3 separate regions of the Homo sapiens genome follow, and all the other regions are linked to region 1. The links are chromatin contacts, found by Hi-C or POLR2A ChIA-PET in ENCODE. All regions are on one chromosome and are shown on one strand. Each heading gives the region's core, a stretch centred on a gene start or an enhancer-like site at or near the end of the contact. The rest is flanking DNA. Distances are from core to core; before and after follow the strand shown.

Region 1 (4,567 bases), core at 560-3,059:
CTCAAGTGACCCTCCCACCTCAACCTCCTGAGTAACTGGGACTACAGGTGTGCACCACCGTGCTCAGCTAATTTTCTTTTTTTTTTTTTCTTCCTGAGACGGAGTCTTGCTCTGTTGCCCAGGCTGAAGTCCAGCGGCACGATTTTGGCTCACTGCAACCTCCACCTTCCAGGTTCAAGCAATTCTCCTGCCTTAGCCTCCCAAGTAGCTGGGATTACAGGCCAAGCCACAATGCCTGGCTATTTTTTTTTGTATTTTTAGTTGAGACAGGGTTTCACCATGTTAGCCAGGCTGGTCTTGAACTCCTGACCTTGTGATCTGCCCACCTCAGCCTCCCAAAGTGCTGGGATTACAGGCGTGAGCCACTGCGCCCAGGCTAATTTTTAAATTTTTATAGATACGGGGCCTCACTACATTGCCCAGGCCAGTCTTGAACTCCTGGGCTCAAGTGATCCTCCCACTGTGGCCTCCAAAGTGCTGGGATTATAGGTGTCAGCCACAGGCTGGGCATGGTGGCTCACTCCTGTAATCCCAGCACTTTGTGACGCCAAGGCGGGTGGACCACCTGAGGCCAGGAGTTCAAGAACAGCCTGGCCAACAAAGTGAAACCTCGTCTCTACTAAAAATAGAAATAAGTTAGCTGGGGTGGTGGTGCCCGCCTGTAATCCCAGCTTGTTGGGAGTCTAAGGCAGGAGAATTGCTTGAACCTGGGAAGTGGAGGTTGCAGTGAGCGGAGATCGCACCACTGCACTTCAGCCTGGGCCACAGAGTGAGACTCTGTCTCAAAAAAACAAACAAACAAAAACAGGTGTCAGCCACGGCCCCTGGCTTGGGCCTAAGGATTTTGCAATATCCCAAAGGTTTCGCCTGACCAATCTTATGTCAAACATAAGAGAAACTACCATAAATCCAAACATGTCTGCACAGTGGCATTGTTTCTGCAAATGAAGCCAGTAGTTTCCCTACCTAATCCAAGGCCCAAAAACTAGGGTCCCAGGAGAGTAGGATGCCCCAGTCCACGGTTCCTTCTTTCTAGCCAGCAGGGCTGCTGTAGCCAGTTCCTGATGAGTGTCAAACCCAGATCAGAGGTGGTGCCTAACCCCAGATGCCAGAGCCGCAGGAGCTACAGCTGGCGATACAGTTCCCAAGACTCTAAGGGTCAGAGTGAAAGGGGTGGGCGGGAGACGACGGTTGCAGTGAGCAGAGATCACGCCACTGCACTCCAGCCTGGGCGACAGAACGAGACTTCGTCCAAAAAAAAAAAAAAAAAAAGTAGAAAGTGTGGGGCGGGGAGGGGAAAGGGATGGACCCAAGCGGTAGTGACGTCTGAGCGCACTGGAAAGGGGGGTTTCCCAGGAGGGTAGGAAGGCAACAGGAGGGAAACTGAGGCCCGGGGGAGGAGAATGCTTTCTCAGGGTCTCCGGCGCGTCCATGACAAGCCCTGACGACAGCCCAGGTCTCCCGACTCCGCCGAACCCCCACCCAGACCCCGGTCCTGCAACTTGCGCGGGCGAGGGGCTGGAACCCCATGAGCAGTTCCGGAGGCCAGGGGGCCCTGCGGCCCGCCAGCCCCCAAGCTGGGCGCGGCATTACCATAGCGACGGCGGGTGGGCCTCGGCGGGGAGGTTGGCCCGGCACCCCGAGTCCGGGGAGTCGCCGGGGCCTTGGACACGACCCAGGTGGAAGTCTCGGACTCCGAGGGACAGTGCTTCCGGGCTGGGGTCAGAGGGATGAGTCTCTGCGATATAGGGAAAGTCGCCAGGAGACTGGCGGCAGGCGCCTTAGGCCGCATTCGAAGACGCCGCCACTGGGGCGTCTCCGCCTTCTTAAAGGGGCAGGCATATTTCTTTCCCGCCGACACAAAGGGCCTTCTCACTGTAGTCTTCCGCTCTGGTCTTAAAGGGGAAACGGATGGGCTCTCGGTCGCCCCCAAGCGGCTCCTCTTCCCAGTCGGCTGGTTCAGCACTGGTTCAGGTGAGATCAAGCATCTTGGCCCCACGATGCCTAATCCTGCCCCCGCCCCTTTCTTTTCCGTTCTTTTTTTTTTTTCTTTTTTAAACCGAATCTCGCTCTGTCGCCCAGGCTGGAGTGCAGTGGCGCGATCTCGGCTCACTGCAACCTCCGCCTCCCGGGTTCAAGCGATTCTCCTGCCTCAGCCTTCGAAGTAGCTGGGATTACAGGCGTAAGCCATGGCGCCCGGCCTCCCTGCTTGACTTAATACTGCTTCAGAGCAAGACTGTGGCTTTTCACCTTTGTGAACCAGCATGTGGCACATTGAAGACACTCAGAAAATGAGTTTGTTTTTGTTTTGAGACTTACTTTACTCCCTTACCCAGCCCGGAGTGCAGCGGCACAGTCATGGCTCACTGCATCCTCCACCTCTTGGGCCCAAGCAGTCCTCCCACCTCAGCCTCCTGAGTAGCTGGGATCACAGGCACACACCACCAAACCCAGTTAACTTTTTTTTTTTTTGACACGGAGTCTCACATTGTTGCCCAGGCTGGAGTGCAGTGGCACGATCTTGGCTCACTGCAACCTCTGCCTCTCAGGTTCAAGCGATTCTCCTGCTTCAGCCTACCAAGTAGCTGGGATTACAAGTGCCCGCCACCACGCCCGGCTAATTTTTTTTTTTTTTTTTTTTTTTTGAGACAGTCTCGCTCTGCAGGACAGGCTGCAGTGCAGTGGCATGATCTCGGCTCACTGCAACCTCTTCCTCCTAGGCTCAAGCAATTCTCCTGCCTCAGCCTCCCGAGTAGCTGGGATAACAGGCATGTGCCATCATGCCTGGCTAATTTTTGTATTTTTAGTAGAGACAGGGTTTCACCATGTTGGCCAGGCTGGTCTCGAACTCCTGACCTCAGGTAATCTGCCCGCCTCTGCCTCCCAAAGTGCTGGGATTACAGACGTGAGCCACTGCGCCCAGCCACGCCCAGCTAATTTTTTGTATTTTTAGTAGAGACAGGGTTTCACCATGTTGGCCAGGATGGTCTCGAACTCCTGACCTCAGGTAATCTGCCCGCCTCTGCCTCCCAAAGTGCTGGGATTACAGACGTGAACCACTGCGCCCAGCCACGCCCAGCTAACTTTTTGTATTTTTAGTAGAGACAGGGTTTCACTATGTTGCCCAGGCTGGTCTTGAACACCTGACCTCGTGATCCACCCGCATTGGCCTCCCGAAGTGCTGGGATTATAAACGTGAGCCACTGTGCCTGGCCTAAGCCCAGCTAATTTTTTTATGTTTATTTGTTGTAGAGATGAAGGCTCCCTATGTTGCCCAGGCTGAACAAGTGTTTGTTGAATGACTTGATGCCATTTGTCAGGAGGGAGTGCGAATGGCTGGGCAACTCAATGCTCACTTCCGCGGTGGCTCTTGCCTGTAATCTCAGCACTTTGGGAGGCAGAGGCGGGCGGATCACAAGGGCAGGAGATCGAGACCATCCTGGCTAACATGGTGAAACCCCGTCTCTACTAAAAATACAAAAAAATTAGCCGGGTGTGGTGGCGGGCGCCTGTAGTCCCAGCTACTTGGGAAGCTGAGGCAGGAGAATGGCATGAACCCGGAAGGCGGAGCTTGCAGTGAGCCGAGATCACGCCACTGCACTCCAGCCTGGGCAACAAAGCAAGACTCCGTCTAAAAAAAAAAAAAAAAGAAATTAGCCGGGCATGGTGGCGGGCGCCTGTAATCCCAGCTACTCAGGGGACTGAGGCAGGAGAATGGCTTAAACCTGGGAGGCGGAGGTTGCAGTGAGCTGGGATCATGCCACTGCATTCCAGCCTGGGCAACAAAGTGAGATTCTGTCGCAAAAAAAAAATTAAAAAATAAAGAATAATACATCTTCCAGCCGGGCGCGGTGGCTCACGCCTGTAATCCCAGCACTTTGGGGGACCAAGGCAGGCGGACCACGAGGTCAGGAGATCGAGACCATCCTGGCTAACACAGTGAAACCCTGTCTCTACTAAAAATACAAAAAATTAGCCAGGCGTGGTGGCAGGCGCCTGTAGTCCCAGCTACTTGGGAGGCTGAGGCAGGAGAATCGCTTGAACCCGGGAGGCGGAGCTTGCAGTGAGCCGAGATCGCGCCACCGCACTCCAGCCTGGGAGACAGAGCAAGACTCCGTCTCAAAAAAAAAAAAGAATAATACATCTTCCTCACAAGGTTGTTGTGAGATTAAATGAATTAATGCATTGAAATGGCTAACGCCATGCCTGGCCTATTAACAGGACCTCAACAAATGTGGATTCCCTTCCCCCTTACTTGAATTTGCAAACACGTGCTGGGAATTGTTATGGGAACCACATGGCTTGGGTTTGTATCTATTTCAGTATACTTGCAAATGCATTTCACCCTAATTTGTTTTTTTTGTTGTTGTTTTTTTGGAGACGGAGTCTCACTCTGTCGCCCACGCTGGAGTGCAGTGGTGGGATCCCAGCTCACTGCAACCTCCACCTCCCGGATTCAAGTGATTCTCCTGCCTCAGCCTCCCAAGTAGCTGGGATTACAGGTGTGGGCCACCACACCCAACTAATTTTGTATATTTAGTAGAAACGGGGTTTCACCATTGTTAGC
Region 2 (4,567 bases), core at 1,073-3,572, 290 kb after region 1:
CCAGCCCCGGCCCCCTAGTGTCCCTGCATTTAACGATCCCTCCTTCAGGCATCCTACCCAGAGGCTGGTTCCCAGGCACTCTAGCACCTGTGGCTGGACTTCAATATCTGGGGAGGTGGAGGCCAGGAGGGGAGAGTTGAGGGCACAAGCAGGGCGAGGCCAGCATGTCCAGGGTGATGCTGTGGGCTGGGTCTGGAATGCAGCAATGGTTGGCCCAGCCTCGGGAGGCCTCAGGAATATCTCTGACACCAGGCGAGGAGTCTTCTTTATCCCCTGATATGTCTATCTTGTACCCAGCCTATGGAAATCTCCCTCCAGCACACCTGGGCAGAAAGGAAAGGCGCCGAGCCCAGCCCTGGACAGATCTGGGTCCGGTCCTGCTCTGACATCTACTACTGGTGTGACCTCGGGCAGCAAGAGTGAGACAATGGCCAAGACTCAGGCGGCTCCTTCTGTGCCCCAAGCCTTGCTCGGTGCTTGACCTGCATGATCTCCCTGAGGACTCAGTGCCCATAATGTTGGTACCAGGATTATGCCCCACCACCCCTCCCTCTTCCCTCTGCAGCTCCTGTCCCCAGCCTGGGGAAGGAGAGATATCTGTTACCTGGAAAGACGAACAGAGAGATCAGTAAAGACTCATCGGGGCCCCGTTTTTCGACCCCACACCAGTACTCCCCAGCGTCTTGCAGGGTGAGGTTCCACAGGGTCACAATGAGCGAGAGCTCCTGGCGGCTGTCACGGATGGACACCCTGCCCTTCATTGTCTCCTGGCCTTCTTCTTCTGCATAGATGGTGCCAGAGCAGCGAGAGAAGAGGATCCCACCCTTCCTGCACCAGTACTTCCGGTGGTCCCTCAGCTCTTCCCTGTAGGTGCACTGCAGGGACACAGTGTCCCCTTCGAACCCGCTGATTTCCTCTGGGCCCTCCAGGGCTTCATAACCTAAAATCAGAGCAGGAGTGGAGGTTGGAAAAACCAGGCTCCATGTACCAAGGTCAAGGCCAGAGCTTCCATTTTAGGAGGAAGAAGGAAGGCTTTTCTCAGTCATCCCTTCTGGGGACAGCCTTGGAAGAGCCATTACTAACCTCCCACGCTGGGGGAACTTGGGGCAGGGCTGTTGCTGTTTCCCTAACCCTGGCCCATTGAGGAATTGGGGTGCAGGGGTGGCGTTCTAGATTCAGATAGAATCTGACAGCCAGATAGCCAGCAGGGTTTCTGAGTGTTTTGTTTTGTTTTGTTTGTTTGTTTGTTTGTTTTTGAGATGGAGTCTCACTTTGCCGCCCAGGCTGGAGTGCAGTGGCCCGATGTCTGCTCACTGAAACTTCTGCCTCCCGGGTTCAGGTGATTCTCCTGCCTCAGCCTCCTGAGTACCTGGGACTACAGCCACGTGCTGCCATGCCCGGCTAATTTTTTGTATTTTTAGTAGAGACGGGGTTTCACCGTGTTAGCCAGGATGGTCTTGATCTCCTGACCTTGTGATCCGTCCGCCTCAGCCTCCCAAAGAGCTTGGATTACAGGCGTGAGCCACCGTGCCTGGTTTTGTTTTGTTTTTAGACAGGATCTCACTCTGTTGCCCAGGCTGGAGGGCAATGGTGCTCATGGCTCACTGTAGCCTTGACCTCTGGGGCTCAAGCGATCCTCCCACCTTAGCCTCCCACTAGCTAGGACTACAAGTGTGCACCACCATGCCTGGCTAATTTTGTTTGTTTGTTTGTTTGTTTGTTTGTAGAGATGGGGTCTCACTATTGCCAACTGAACAACTGACATCAGTTGTAGGATTTATCCTGATTTTAAGTGTTAGAAGGTAAAGAAAAAGAAAGCAAAAGAATTGATGAAACGTGATAATTCTTCATCTTTCAGGGTTGTGGGGAGAGGCATAGCCGAAATTCAACAAATATTTGCTGAGTTTAACAGGGCAACCAGATGGGGTGTCTTGTCCGCCTCCAGGCTTGGCACAGGGTAGAAAAATTAAGATTAGAGAGGCAAAGCAACTCTCACAGCCACATTGCCATGAGGGGAAACCCACAGGTCTGGAGAAAACCTGGCTCTAGGTTCCAGAAACAGCAAGTGCGGCCCCGGCGCCACCCCCACCTCCCCCCACCCCCAGCCCGCCCCGCTCCCCTAGGGCTGAGGAGGCTGAGGATAGGTGGGGTGGGGCTATCAGTCAGTCAAGAGGTCCTTTCCCTGCAGACCACAAGGGTGAGCCCCACATCCCTCCCGAGACCCTCTCCCCATCTCACCTGGGAGCAGCAGGCAACCCCATAGCAGGACCAGAAGCCGCATTCTGGGCGCTGGACACCGTGGGAGCAGACGCTGGGAACTGTGAGCTCCTCTTCAGTCACACGGGTCTTTAACTTTCTCTAGTCGCGTGAAACCAGGCCAAGGAAGCGAGGGGAGGGGCGTGTGGGTCATCCCTCCGCAGGCCCAGCCGGGGAGGCGCCTCTGCCTTCCCTTTTCTGAGCGCCCACGCGTGCCTACCCCAGGGCTCACCTTCCAGGACTGAAAACCCACACCAGAGTTTCTCCTAAACTCGTGCCCCTTCAAGGGGGCCTTAACCTGTGGTCCGTGCGCCCTAAGGGGTCTGTAAGTCGAATTCGCATGGGAAAAAGTTACATATTGACTTTCATCAACTTCTAATATTTAGCTTTTCCTCTTATTCAGAGTGTACTGTTAGCAGTACCTGCAACTTTGTTACCAATTACAATCACAGACACTGGCACATCAAGTTGTGGATATCTCGAAACGTCGTGTATACCCCTCACTGCTTGGAAAACAATGAGTTCCTAGACCTGCCCCTAGAGCTGGTTATTTACAATAATGAAACGGCTATTATTATATTACACATTTATAAAGAGTTTTAAGAATCATCTCACCAGTATTAGTTTTCTTTCCAGCATATATATTTTATTTATATATTTACCCGCCATTATACTGAGAGAGGGGTCCATAAACTTCACCAGACTGCCATGTGGTCAGTGGGACAGAAAGAAGCTTGCCCCTGGGGCAAGGCCCCTGGCCCCTCCTCCGCCCTTGCCTTTTGGAGGACGCAGTACTGCCCTTGGCCACGGGGCGGCGGTGCAGACGGGGCTGAGCAAAGCTGTAGGGCTGAGCTGGACCGGATTCCCTGGTGCCTTGGGCCTACAGCGCTGCAAGATAGGTCTCCTCCACGCCTGCGGAGTTGTTTTGGCATTTGAAAAAGTGAATTGGTGGTTTCTCCATCGCAGACTTGAATCCTCCTTGAAAGGACCAAAACAAACATGTACACTACTGGGAGCTCTGACACACTGGCTTCAAAAATGACTTTTTTTTTGGTTTGGTTGCAAAGTTCATACAGGTTGTAAGCAAAATTTTACACAATACAGAACGTAAAAAGGAAAGAAAGAAAAAAGGGAGTGCTTCTTGTAATTCCCCTTCTGCTTTAGAAAAGCACCATTAATATTTTGGCATATATCCTTCCAAATGTTCAGTTGGAATTTTACTGACTTGTCAGGTTAATATCTGAAGCATTAACTCAGTGGTTCTGGGAGGGAAGATTGTGTGTGTGTGAGTCTAGTAACGTGGGGAGAAGTGTTTTAATTTCACAATGACTGCGAAGCACTGCTGCCATTTAGTGGGCAGGGCCAGCTGTTCACGGTGGGGAAAACTGTTACCATGATCTCAGCCCCTGACTCTCTTTTACATGTACAGACTACAAAAGGTGATCTGTTTTTGCAGTTTTAAAAAAACACAGATTAAAAAATATTTATGGCCCAGCATGGTGGCTCACGCCTGTCATCCCAGCACTTTGGGAGGCTGAGGCGGGTGGATCACCTGAAGTCGGGAGTTTGAGACCAGCCTGACCAACATGGAGAAACCCAGTCTCTACTAAAAATATAAAATTAGCCAGGCATGGTGGTGTATGCCTGTAATCCCAGCTACTCAGGGAGGCTGAGGCAGGAGAATCGCTTGAACCCAGAAGGTGGAGGTTGTGGTGAGCTGAGATCACACCATTGCACTCCAGCCTAGGCAACAAGAGTGAAATTCTATCTAAAAAAAGAAAAAAAAGTATTTGTTTATTTACTTATTTTTGAGACAGGTCTCACTCTTGTTGCCCAAACTGGAGTGCAGTGGCGCCATCACAGCTCACTGCAGCCTCAAACTCCCAGGCTGAAGTGATCCTCCCACCTCAGCCTCCCAAGTAGCTGGCACTACAGGCGTGCACCACTGTTGCCTGGCTAATTTTTTATTTTTAGTAGAGACAGGGTCTTGTTATGTTGTCAGGCTTTTCTCAAACTCCTGGCTTCATGCGATCCTCCCACGTCGGCCTCCCAAAGTGCTGGGATTACAGGCACGAGCCACCATGCCCGGCCTTAAAGTAATACTTATTCTAGCATTTGATAGCATATCTTTGCTCTTCTATTTATTTATTTTTGTCCTTACACAGAATAATTTCTGATCCTCTACATTTCTTAAATTCAGACTTATTTATTATATGCAAGGACGAGCATCTGACACTTCATTATGCTTTCTAGTGTCATGGGACCTGAGCACTGACAGATTGAAATATGTGTTATTTGGTTATAAATTGCT
Region 3 (4,567 bases), core at 1,344-3,843, 280 kb before region 1:
ACATTTATAAAGTGCTCATCTAGGTGATCCAGAATATTCACTTATTACTCTTCTTTAGAGTACCATCAAAATAAAAATACAAAATTAAGGGTTACCCATGGAGAACTCATGGACTGCCTGTTCACTAATACAGAATATATATCTGTGATCCCTGGTCTAGGAAAAATCTTTAGCTGGTATGATGAATGAATGCATGTGAGTTTATTTCTTCATCTTAAAAGCTCATCTTACGCATTAAAAAAAAAAAAAACCATGTAGTACAAGTTTGGTTTTGGTTTTGGTTTTTGGTGAAATGTTCTTCATTTGCTTGAAAGGTAGGCTTTTTCACCTTTCTTCATACTGCTGTTCTAATGCAAACAGTAGGATCTCAAAACAGAATGTTATAAATATATAAACAAAAGAAGCACAGCACTAAATTTTTCATAGTTCGTCTCTTCCCTGAACTTGGAATGTCTGAGGAACCCACTGGGTGCAGTGGCTCATGCCTATAATCCCAGCTACTGAGGAGGCTGAGGCAGGAAGATCTGTTGAGGCCAGGAGTTCAAGGCTGCAGTGAGCTATGCTCGTGCCACTGCACCTCAGCCTGGGTGACAGAGCAAGACTCTGTCTCTCTAAAAAAAAAAAAAAAATTACCCTGATGTGGTGACACGCACATGTAGTGTAAGTCCGAGCTACTTGTGAGGCTAAGCCAGGAGGATCGCTTGAGCCCAGGAGTTTGAGGTTGCAATAAGCTGTGATCATGCCACTATACCCTAGCCTGGGTGACAGAGCAAGACCCTGTCTCGGACAACAAAAAAAAATAATTTCTAAGGAATCTTTAATTGACCTTGGTACAACACAGCCACATAACCCCTAACAGGAGGAAGGACATATTTTTCATTCCTCTTTGATGGACATGAACTTAACATACAAATGGACCTACCATTTTTCCAAATTCATGCTCTAAAATCATAAAGACACCCTGTCTTGTCTTCCAGGAAGGCACACAGGATTATTATGAATCTGAGATAATAGGTAAGTACTTTCAACCCTGTATTAGCAATCCCTAGTTTGCATCTTCTATCAGATTTTCACCATTAATATTTTTCAGAGAAATAATGTATTACGTTAGTAGTAAACTATAGTAGAGGCAGGATCCTAAACATACCCTTCTCTTTAATAAGCACAAATAATCTCTCCAAAAGGAGCTATATGGTCACCCTCATTCAAGGTTTGAGTTGTTTTTTTCCTGACAGGATGCGGGGGTGTTATGTGCCTCTTTATATTCACTAGTTTTTCTCAGGTTTTCCAAGATTTTACGAAGAGTTGTTAACACAAAAATATTAAGACCCAGCTTGATCTTCAGAGATACAGAAGCTGATTAAGTATTTTGGCTCTTTTCAGTAGTTTAACCCTAGTTTTCAAGTGATCGATGTTAATACATTTTGAAATCTCTAAGAGTAGGCCTTTCCATTTCTGAAGAAATCCAATATATGATTCCTTTTTACATGAGTTAATTCTGATAACACCTGAATGCTCAATAGACATTAGCACTGACTAGCCGGGCGCGGTGGCTCACGCCTGTAATCCCAGCACTTTGGGAGGCCGAGGCTGGCGGATCACAAGGTCAGGAGATCGAGACCATCCTGGCTAACATGGTGAAAACCCCTCTCTACTAAAAATACAAAAAAGCCGGGCGTGGCAGCACGTGCCTGTAGTCCCAGCTACTGGGGAGGCTGAGGCAGGAGAATTGCCTGAATCCGGGAGGTGGAAGTTGCAGTGAGCCAAGATCATGCCACTGCACTCCAGCCTGGGCGACAGAGCAAGACTCCATCTCAAAAAAAAAAAAAAAAGACATTAGCACTGATCATCTCCTACCTTTGTTGGCTTAGTGTAAGTTACAGACAAATTTGATACTACAGATTTTTCTATCCCTACGTCCTTGCCTCCTTAATTATTTTGCATATCTTTAAAAAATTTGTCTGCTGATGGATATGACAGTAGAATCATTTTCTTTAGCATTTCAAGAGGCCTAAAATTCAAACTCCAAAGAATATTGTTTCCCAAAAGTAAATTAATTAATAGCAGCACCACCTTTATAGTCAATCCTCCTTCCCTCCCTCCCTTCCTCCCTTCCTTTCTTCCTCTTTTTCTTTTCTTCTCTCTCTCTCTTTCTCTCTTTTTGGCTGCTTCCTTTGTACCTTGTTACCTACTCAGGATTTTTCTTCCAATCTTAGCCTCTTGTTTGTGCCACTAAAGGTCCTCCTAGTACATAAACTAGAGAGGTCACAAATTATCTCATAGATATATTTTATCTGGCCTTCACATTATTAGTTTTTCCCTTTTTAATTTCAGTTGATTCCCAAATTTTAAAAATTCAATTTTACATAATTTAGGCTTTGGCTTATCTTGAAAAATTAAAATTATCAGACAACATTGGGCCTACATTTCAACATAACAGTTGACTAAAGCTGAACAGTTGCCATCTCTTTGCTCATTCTGCAACTAGCTGTGATCTCCACTTCATCTTTTCTCTTACACCAATCTGTGTGACTCATTATGTTACCTGCCAAACTCCTGTAAACATTTGAATTTGTGACTCAGGCCTATGCTTTTCCTTCCTTCCCACACAGGTTCCCGTGGCTTCTGACTGATACTGGGGAACTGGCACATTGAAAAGCTGCCTCCTTGCTAATAGTGTTGGGACCAACTTCCTTGCGATTTCAGTCTCTGGTAGTCTGATCCAGATTATCAAAATCTGGTACTGTAAAGCATCTTCAGAAATTCTTTAGGCCAAGCGTGGTGGCTCATACCTGTAATCCCAGCACTTTAGGAGACTCAGGCGGGCAGATCACTTGAGCCCAAAAGTTCGAGACCAGTCTGGGCAACATGGCAAAACCCGGTCTCTACAAAAAATGCCCCCAAAAATTAGCTGGATGTGATGGCAGTTGCCTGTGGTCCCAGCTGCTAGAGGGGCTGAGTCTATTAATACATGATTTAGTTAACTTTGTCTAAACTGTTTGCAACTGCTTTTTGACAGGATTGACCTTGTCTAAACTGTTTGCATCTGCTTTTTGACAAGATTACTTACTCTTACTTGACACTTGACGGTTTCATTACGCAGTAACATAACATTACCAAGGAACAGAAATTTAGAGTTTTCCTCAGGAGAATCATTTGAGCCCAGGAGGTGGACATTGCAGTGAGCCAAGATTGTGCCACTGCACTCAAGCCTGGGTAATATATTGAGCAAGGCCCTGTCTCAAAAAAAAAAAAATTCCTTTAACTGTAGGATTCAGTATCTCAGTCAGAGGAATATGCTTTTAGCCTCCCTCTTCTTTCTGCTAAAATACCTGTAGTATGAAAACTCCTATACTTTTTACATTTTCTAAAAGGACTAAAGTCTTATTTAATTCCAAGGTCTGTTTCAGTTGTGAACAAAAACAGTAGTTCCCTGAGCTTTAAATAGCAGAACTAAAACAGATGAAGCCTCTAGCAGCCACCAGTGACTGTATTCTGATTTGTACAGGATATAATCTGTTAATACATGATTTAATTAACTTTGTCTAAATTGTTTGCAACTGCTTTTTGACAGGATTACTTATTCTTAGTTGACTGTTTCATTACCCAATAACATGTATTACTTAAACAGCACAGTTCTCTTCAGGGATTATGCTTTAAGAAACAACACAGGTTTGAAGAAAGGAGTGCATCTCAGCACTTGAACATGTTGTAGTTTTATTTTAATAACCTATAGCAGAGAGGTGAAAATGTTGGGTTCAGTGGTATTCTATACCACTGTTCATACCATTTTCTTGGGGTCTGTTTTGCTTAATAAGAAAATTGACATCATTTGGCCAGTCTTCCAAAAATTTAGCATGTTTCATGCCTTTTCACCTGTTAAGTCTTATGTATTCATTCCCCTCTGCTTATGTTGGGAGTAAACTTATTATACCCAGCAATCACGACATAGCTAACCTTAAAAAAAAATCTGCTGAAGGCCAGGCATGGTGGCTCACGCCTGTATTCCCGGCATTTTGGGAGGCCGAGGTGGATGGATCACGTGAGGTGAGAAGTTCGAGACCAGCCTGGCCAACATGGTGAAATGAAACCCCATCTGTACTAAAAATACAAAAAAAAATTAGCTGGGCGTGGTGGCACACGCCTGTAATCCTAGCTGCTCGGAGGCTGAGGCAGGAGGATCGCTTGAACCCAGAAGACAGAGGTTGCAGTGAGCCAATATAGTACCGCTACACTCCAGCCTGGGCAACAGAGTGAGACTCCGTCTCAAAAACAACAAAACTGTTGAAAAAATCCCCTTCTGCTTAGGGGAGCTGTCTGCTTTTGTGATTAGGGGTAACCCTCAAAACAGACACTTCAGGACCTAATGTTGCCAGGGTAAACCAGGCATTCTCTTGTTATGTATTTCTAACTGTTCTTCATTTTGGCACTCAATCCCAGTTGACTAAAAATGATTCTGCCTTACTTTTGTTCTACAGTTTCAACCTTTCTGCCCCTTACACTTAATTTATCACAGTGATGCACTGTGGTAGAGATGCTGGGATTAGACTCTTTGTTCTATTGTAGT

What was found. Hi-C counts contacts between places; a loop is a spot of excess contacts on that map. ChIA-PET counts read pairs that join two places held with the same protein, here RNA polymerase II (POLR2A). Pooled maps may share reads with other maps.
Region 2: a pooled map shows a loop between it and region 1 (2.6-fold over the local background). The contact joins the promoter of CD300LG here to the promoter of HROB in region 1. A Hi-C loop is called at or near these places in 1 of 50 pooled maps. POLR2A ChIA-PET finds 5 or more read pairs at or near these places in 3 of 52 experiments (CD8-positive, alpha-beta T cell, HEK293 and PC-3).
Region 3: a pooled map shows a loop between it and region 1 (2.3-fold over the local background). The contact joins the enhancer-like site here to the promoter of HROB in region 1. A Hi-C loop is called at or near these places in 1 of 50 pooled maps. POLR2A ChIA-PET finds 5 or more read pairs at or near these places in 2 of 52 experiments (GM12878 and activated CD4-positive, alpha-beta T cell).

What each region holds. Positions count from the first base shown.
Region 1 is chr17:44,139,172-44,143,738 of GRCh38, reverse strand. It overlaps HROB (homologous recombination factor with OB-fold), which reads right to left and starts at 1,809. Exons shown (of 10, transcript NM_001171251.3): 1 at 1,594-1,809. The coding sequence starts at 1,596. RefSeq lists silencers at 984-1,278, 1,525-1,584 and an enhancer at 1,885-2,054.
Region 2 is chr17:43,844,931-43,849,497 of GRCh38, reverse strand. It overlaps CD300LG (CD300 molecule like family member g), which reads right to left and starts at 2,322. Exons shown (of 7, transcript NM_145273.4): 1 at 2,239-2,322; 2 at 605-940. The coding sequence starts at 2,281. It overlaps LOC107984979 (a long non-coding RNA gene), which reads right to left. Exons shown (of 3, transcript XR_001753057.2): 3 at 3,023-3,234.
Region 3 is chr17:44,415,722-44,420,288 of GRCh38, reverse strand. All of the region lies in intron 6 of GPATCH8 (G-patch domain containing 8), which reads left to right. Among named protein-coding and RNA genes, the nearest start is that of ITGA2B, 28 kb to the right of the region's middle. Within about 2 kb of position 2,593, at least 4 of the 41 ENCODE cell types and tissues checked have a DNase peak (open chromatin) inside an H3K27ac peak, as active enhancers do; they include GM12878, where a contact is called at or near this core.